Linked DNA regions of Homo sapiens: region 1 is linked to region 2. A link is a contact called in ENCODE Hi-C or POLR2A ChIA-PET data. All regions are on one chromosome and are shown on one strand. Each heading gives the region's core, a stretch centred on a gene start or an enhancer-like site at or near the end of the contact. The rest is flanking DNA. Distances are from core to core; before and after follow the strand shown.

Region 1 (3,892 bases), core at 989-3,488, 320 kb before region 2:
AAAAAAAAATTGAAAACCTCTGATACTGGAGAAAAATGCTAAACTAGAGTATCCAAAAGCCTGGGTTGGGGCACAGATCACATAAGTTCTTAATGCATCATTTGTTAAATCTGTGAAATGGAGCAGACACTGTCTGGCTTCCAGGGGCCACACTGACTGTGGATTAAATGAGAGAACACACAATGTGCCTGGCCCAGGGGTCTTAGGCGAAGTTGGTCTTTGCGGGGGCCCCAAGGGGATGCATGTGACTGTGCAGGAAAAGGGTGCTCAGTCCACCCATGCTGGGCAGGGGCGGAGACCAGCCTGACTTTGGCCCTTATCGACTGAGACCCTCTCCAAGCTCCCTCCACCCTGTTCCATGCCTCAGCCTCCCCATCTGGAAAATAAAGAAGGTTGGTCTAGTAGTCTCTGAGGCTTGTCCAGGCTCAGACATTCTACTACTGTGAAACTGTCTGCCTTGATGCCCCCATTCTGTAGACATCAGATGGGTCAAAGGGTGGCTGACTCACAGCCAGACTCCAGGCCTCTCTTCACTTGAAAATTCGTGACCTCAAAACCTTGGCCCATCAGTGCCCAGGCCAGGGCAGTGCCCTTGGCCCTTGGCCCTTTGCCCCAGGCCTTGGCCCAGCAGTCCTTTTCTACCAAGCAGCTTCAGGGCCCTCCCACGCTGGCTCCCAAAGGTCGGGTTTAGCGGGGGACCAGAATTTGGGCATCCCTGGCAACAGTTCTCTAGCTCCCAGAAGCCCAGGGGCCTAGACCCCAGTTTCCAATTACTTCTCCTCCCTGGGTCTCAGTTTCCTCATCTGTCACACGGGCCTAAGGGGTGAGAAATGTTGCTGTATAACTGCAGGCGGGCCGTCTCGAATGCTAGTAGGACCTGAGTCATCCACCCAGCCTGGGTCCCACAAACGCCTCGAGTTCAGCTGGAGAGATCCTCTGCCTCCAGGCCTGCCTGTCATCCGAGAGGCCCAGACAGGGCGGGTAAGTTATTTATACAGGCCCTCCTCACCCCACAACGATTATCTTACTCCTCCTGGTGCAATCCAGGCCCCTGCTGTGGTTTCAGACCCAGAGTTATTTATAGTCAGTGGAAATTAGTGCCTCAGCCGATGGCTCCCTAGGACCCACCTGCCCTAGCCTCCACCCCAAAGGGAGAGAGCAGGCAGCAGGCAAAGAAGATGTCAGAGGTCGGAGGAGAGTGTCACATGCAGGTACAGTGTGATGAGAGTATCTGACACTGGATTGGCAGGCAGTTGGACAGAGCAGTCGCCAGGAAGTAGGACGAAGGAGAAACGGCCCACACTGAGGAGGGCAGGCTGTTGGGTGAGCCCTTGGGAAAGCTCTGCTGGAAAGAACAGCAGAATGGAGTGTTCCCTGGGGCCTCCCCCTTCAGCACACCCCAGCTCAGTGGGGTCAGAGCAGCTGGAATAGGAGCCTGAGAGACTCATGGACCCATGAGACAACAGGTCTGGAAGGGCCTTCAAGGACCATCTGATTCAGTAATCCCAGGGTGCACATGGGGAGACTGAGACCCAGGAGAGAAGGGACTTGCCCAGCACACAGTGGGTATGGGCCAGGGGGCAGAGACACCCGCCACCCCCCTCCCTGCTCTCCCCTGCAACCTCCTGGCTCCCTGCAGAGCCTCAGCTCAGCCACGCCATCCAAAGACCACAGACTGAGTGGCTTAAATGACAGAAATTCATTCTCTCACAGTTCTGGAGGCTTGTAGATGGCCATCTTCTCCCAGTGTCTGTTCACATTATCTTCCCACTATGCATATCTGTCTCTCTGCCCAAATTTCCTCTTTGTATACGGGTGTCAATCATAGCATGGATTAGGCCCACCCTAATGGCCTCATCTTAATTTAGTATCTGCAGTGTCCCTATCTCTACAATGACTCTATCTCCAAATACCACCACAATTTTAAGGTACTGAGGGTTAGGACTTCAACATATGGATTTGGGGGAGCATGATTCAGCCCAGAACACTCTGACATGGGAAAACCACTTCAGTCCTCAGAACTGAAGCTTTCGCTTCTGTAAAGTGGGGACATGAACAGGACAGCAAGCGGACTGTAATGAGGGACACGCTCACTGCTGTACTGATGTGTCTGTCCCCCAAGCCCGATGCTCAGTGGGCGTTAAGAAGTGGGCGTTAGGAAGTGGCAGTGTGGTGAGAGAGTTAAGAGGCAGACATCCTGGGTCTGAACCCCAGCTTTGCCACCCACTAGCTATGTTGTGCTGAGGAAATGACATCACCTCTCAGAATCTGTTTACTCAGTCTGTGAAATCATTCTTATTCCTGGGCTGTGAGAAGTAATAAATGAGCTGATGTGAGTCAACACACTTAGCACTGCCCAGGAAACCCCTGGAAGTGGAGACCATCATCATTATTATTATTACTATTACTATTATCATTATCATCATCATCATTATATAGGTTAAGAAGCTGAGGCCCAGAGAGGGAGGCATCTTGCGCAGCCTCACACAGCCATCTGGCACAAAACTAAATGAGAACTCAGGTCTCCCAATCCACAGTCCCAGATTTTTCAACCACGTCTCTATGTGACACTAAAGGGGAAAAGAAGACAAGTAATTCCTAAGTGCCCCACATTAGGAAAGTAACTAAGTACCTTTTAGCTTCTCCACGTGCCTTTGGGACATTATGGAAAAAGATTGTTACAGAGAATGCAAAGCCACGTGGATGAGGCTCAAGAAATAATGTGATGTTGAAAAAGTGGGTTTAGCATCGTATGTCCTGACAATGGCAACACCTCCACGAAGACAGATGCAAGGGGAAAGGGGCTGGCAGGAAACATCTAGAATGTACCCCATGTTGTGGCTGAAGGGTGAGACTGGGGTGATGGTTCTTTCCTCAGCCTGTTTCTGCCTGTGTGCCGATGTCGCTCCACTAAGGCACGTCGGTCGTAAACAACAGAAGCTGACTGGGCAGCATAGTGGAGGCAAGAGGGCAGCTTAGGAGTGGGCTCTCCAAGTTGGAGCAAAGGCTGGAAAACCCAGCTCAATTTTCCAGAAGGAAACGGGGACATGCAGGGATCAGTGGCACGACTCACTAAGTAAATGTCCCTTTGGGGAACTGCAGGTTGGGAAAAATCCACTACAAAAGCTTCTTTTGGTCCTTGTATAGCTCAGGATTCCAAAGCAGCCTGTGCTGGTGAATGTTAACCCCAGCTCTCTAGTTGCGAGGGAATCCTCTTTTGCAGTGGGTGCTGATTTCCTTGGTGTAAATACCACCACGTTACCCACGTGACATCATTAAACACAGAGTTGGGACGAGAGGCGCAGCCGCACACCATTATACGGTATTTCTACCATGCAGATACAATAGACTGTCTACTAGAGAGAATAGATAATAGTGAAATGTAGTAAAATAATTAGGAGGTGATAAGTTTGGGGTATTTGTTGCCTTTTAAAATATAATTTATATAATTGTAGGTTTATATAATTGATTTCTAATGATGGCTATAATTAACAACCAGCTCACAAAATACCTGAAATTTTAGCCATCAGCTCTCACAAGCAAGTGTGAGCTGGCACCAGCAAATCACTGATTCTACGTCCCAGGAGACAGCATCCCTGGGAGGTGATTGGCCTAGCTTGATCACATGCCCACGCTTAGGCCAGGAAGGTGGGGACACTTTGACTGATCGTCACCAAGACTCTTCCCAGTTGGGGAGACCAAATCCCCTAAAGGAAAGCAGAATGCCACTGGACAGCCAAAACTCAACACAGGCCTTTGCTTCTCTTCTTGATAATTTCTTTAAGCTGTAGTTTTTTCTTTTATAATATCTTTTTTATTTCTTTTTTAAATTCATAGTGCTTGAAGTCCCAGAGTCTTTTAAAAAGGCTCCAGGGCTCAATTCTGAGAACAG
Region 2 (3,787 bases), core at 1,099-3,598:
CAGCCTCCCCAAGTGCTGGGATTACAGGCATGAGCCACCATGCCAATCTTTAAGAACTTGCCTCAGGTACACCTAACTGCTAAGTCAAATTCCTTTGACTGTTAATCCTGCATTATAATTCTCTTCTTACTTAGTTGTATTTAATTGTTATTTTCTCTAAATTCACTTTCTAAAATCTTTAAAAACCACCTAGTAATTACTCCAAACATTTGGCCATTATCATCACTTTAAGGGAGGATAATGATCTAAGCTAAGGGAAGTCATTTCTTTTGGCTCCAAAAGACTGGACTTCTGTATGTCTAATTCCTTAGTTTAGAATTTTTGGGGGCAGGGCACAGTGGCTCAGGCCTGTAATCCCAGCACTTTGGGAGGCCGAAGCGGGTGGATCACTTGAGCTCAGGAGTTTGAGACCAGCCTGGGCAAGATGGCCAAAACCTGCCTCTATTTTTAAAAGCACAAAAATCAGCCAGGTGTGGTGGTGCACACCTGTAATCCTAGCTACTCAGGAGGCGGGGGCATGAGAATCATTTGAATCCAGGAGGAAGAGGTTGCAGTGAGCTGAGATCACGCCACTGCACTCCAGCCTGGGCTAGAGTGAGACCCTGTCTCAAAAAAAAAAAAAAAAAAAAGAATTTGTTGAAAAGCCCAAATAAAGTCTTTACTCTCTATCTGATCATAAAATGTGACTCTTACAAATTAGACATAAAAATATCCAAGCTGATATCTCCTTGCCTATAAAGCAAGAAAAGGGACATTTCTCCTTTGCAAATCCTAAGCTTAGGCTTTTCAATTTTCAGTCAGTCGCCTAGGCTGGAGTGCAGTGGCATGAACATGGCTCACTGCCTTCAGGGCTCAAGTGATCCTCCTGTCTCAGCCTCCCGAGTAGCTGGGACAACAGGTGTGCATGACCATGCCCAACTAATTTTTTTGTTGTCGTTGTTTTGTAGAGATAGGATCTGGTCATGTTGCTCAGGCTGGTCTTGAACTCCTGGGCTCAAGCAATCCTCCCACCTTGGCCTCCCAAAGTGCTGGGATTACAGACATAAGCCATTGAACTCAGCCACGATTATAGTCCTAAACACCCTGTATGAAAATACTTTAATACAAAAATGATGCTCTTCTTTGTCCTGAAGTTGTCATTATTTCATCTTCAAGATTAGAACTTCTTTGAATGTAGGAAGTGGTTCTTATTCTGTGTCTCCCACTATGCCTTAAGAGAGGGCCTCATATGGAGCTCTAGCATCTCTCGCTGATGCTTTCTGACAATCTCTTGCTCTGTCACCTTTGTACTCCTAAGGCCATCAGTCCTTTAGTTAGAGAATCATTCATTTAAAAATCTTTCCAAAGTACACTAGTCCCTATATCCTGTAATTACACAAGAAAGTCTAACCAGTGCCAAGTTCTGTTAAACACTTGGAGAAGAAGGGGTAGGAATCTCGATTGCTTTGCTTGCTGTTCATAAGGAAGAATTTAAGGCTGTCACAAGCAGGCCATGCCTAGGAAAGATTCTGGTAAAGATATCTTTCTGCTGAAGGCACCCGACCTGTGTTAGCTCTGAGGAATGGGCTAGAAGCAGACAGAACACCTACCATAAGCTATATATACTAGCAATACAGAGAGGACTTCCAAGGTCCTACAAGATCCTGGCATCCCTCTGACCTCATCTCCCACCACTCTCACCGCAGCAGACACAGGAAACAGGAAGGAATGGACAAGACGGGAGTGGTTGACAACGGGTCCAACTAAAAGGCACGACGCTAGAGGGTATCGACCAGATCCTGAAGATGGGGAACGGTCAACAGTCTTGAAACAGAGGAGTGACACGGTCCCGGATGCTCACTTTGAGTGCAAAGTGGGGACCGGAATGGATGCAGAGTACAAAGGAGGCAGGGAGACCACTTAGGAGAAGAACCACGGAGCGAGGATGGGGCTGCCTGACGCGTCTAGGAGAAGGACTTGTAGAATGGATCCAGAGGGATGGCAGGAAGCCATGAGCTCAGCGTAGGGCAGGATAACCCTACAGAGACTGTCTACGGGAGCCTGAGGGTCAGGGCGGGAGGGAGAAGGTGGGACCTGAAGGAGGAAGTGAAAACCCGCAACAGCCGAAGGCTGCGGGAGTCCTCTCAAAGCATCTCCCCGGCGCCCCAGCCCAACCACCTCAGCGGCCTCCCTCCTCCCCGCCTCCCCTTGCTGGCCCGCTGACCGAACGAGTTGAGAAAGTCTGCGATTTTCTTGATGCTGCTGGTGATTATCTCAATGTACTCCCGGTTAGCCCAGTCCTGGTGAATCTCCCGCTGCACCGGATCCTCCTGTCCCGCCATGGCCGCCGCCTGAGGAAGAGCGACTGCGCAGGCGCCCCGACCCTACAGGCCTCTAGTGCGCCTGCGCTGCCAGGCCACACCCATCCTCTTGAGCACCCACGAATTCTCGGGCACTATGATAGGCCTGTGCAACGTCACGTCCTCGCCGGCGTTTGCTCTCTACTCCCACGCTATAGAACACAGAAGCCTGGACGCCGGCGGCGAGGTTGTAGTGCACGCGCGTTATGGTCGTTACACGGCGCGTGGGGTCTTGCCGTCTCCCTCAACTGCTCCAGGCTCAGGTTGCGCACTCAGTGTCCGCAGTGAGATGGGCACAGTCGATTAAATCACATTAAATACAAGTCTTTTTTTTTTTTAGACGGAGTCTAAAAAATAATATGGTCATAAATAGCTGGGCACACTGCAAACTGGAACAGTCCCTTTCAGAAGGAAATTTGTGTTTTTGTGTTGTTTTTTGAGACAAGGTTTTTTCTTGTTTTTTGTTTTTTTGAGACGGAGTCTTGCTCTGTCGCCCAGGCTGGAGTGCAGTGGTGTGATCTCGGCTCACTGCAACCTCCGCCTCCCAGGTTCAAGCTATTCTCCTGCCTCAACCTCCCGAGTAGCTGGAATTACAGGCGCACACCACCACGCCCGGCTAATTTTTTTGTATTTTTAGTTGAGATGGTGTTTCACCATGTTGGCCAGACTGGTCTCGAACTCCTGACTTCAGGCAATCCGCCCGCCTCGGCCTCCCAAAGTGCTGGGATTACAGGTGTGAGCCACCTCGCCCAGCCTGAGACAAGGTCTTACTGTCGCCCAGGCTGGAATGCAATGGCATGATCATGGCTCACTGCAGCCTCGAACTCCTGGGCTTGAACTCCTGGGCTCAAGCTATCCTCCAGCCTCAGCCTCTGGTGTAGTTGGGACTACAGGCTCACGTCACCACGCCTGGCTAATTTGTGTATTTTTTGTAGACACGGGGTTTCACCATGTTGGCCAGGCTGGTCTCGAACTGACAGGTGATCTACCCACCTCGGCCTCCCAAAGTGCTGGGATTATACGCATGAGCCACCATGCCCGGCCTATTATGCAGTCATTTAAATGCTAATTATGAACACAAGCAACATGAAAACACATACAATAAATTGAGGGGAAAAACAAAATACCCTCCCTCCCTCCCTTCCTTCCTTCCTTTTCTTACTTTTTTTTTTTAAGACAGAGTTTCTCTGTTAATGCCCAGACTGGAGTGCAATGGCACGATCTTGGCTCACTGTGACCTCTGCCTCCCGGGTTCAAGTGATTCTCCTGCCTCAGCCTCCCAAGTAGCTGGGATTACAGGTGCCCGCTACCACACCTGGCTATTTTTTGTATTTTTTAGTAGAGACGGGGTTTCAGCATGTTGGTCAGGCTGGTCTCCAACTCCTGACCTCAAGTGATCTGCCCACCTCGGCCTCCCAAAGTGCTGGGATTACAGACATGAGCCACCC

Evidence for each region. A loop is a pair of places that touch in the nucleus more often than their neighbours do. ChIA-PET counts read pairs that join two places held with the same protein, here RNA polymerase II (POLR2A). Pooled maps may share reads with other maps.
Region 1: a loop to region 2 is called in a map of CD8-positive, alpha-beta T cell, with 7 times the contacts of the local background. The contact joins the enhancer-like site here to the promoter of BRK1 in region 2. A Hi-C loop is called at or near these places in 1 of 168 maps with a recorded cell type or tissue (CD8-positive, alpha-beta T cell) and 4 of 50 pooled maps. POLR2A ChIA-PET finds 5 or more read pairs at or near these places in 1 of 52 experiments (CD8-positive, alpha-beta T cell).

What each region holds. Positions count from the first base shown.
Region 1 is chr3:10,435,782-10,439,673 of GRCh38, reverse strand. The region is part of intron 2 of ATP2B2 (ATPase plasma membrane Ca2+ transporting 2); the gene reads left to right. Among named protein-coding and RNA genes, the nearest start is that of MIR885, 43 kb to the right of the region's middle. Within about 2 kb of position 2,238, at least 6 of the 41 ENCODE cell types and tissues checked have a DNase peak (open chromatin) inside an H3K27ac peak, as active enhancers do; they include CD8-positive, alpha-beta T cell, where a contact is called at or near this core.
Region 2 is chr3:10,114,236-10,118,022 of GRCh38, reverse strand. BRK1 (BRICK1 subunit of SCAR/WAVE actin nucleating complex) reads right to left here and starts at 2,348. Exons shown (of 3, transcript NM_018462.5): 1 at 2,204-2,348. The coding sequence starts at 2,321. RefSeq lists enhancers at 1,751-1,800, 2,251-2,540.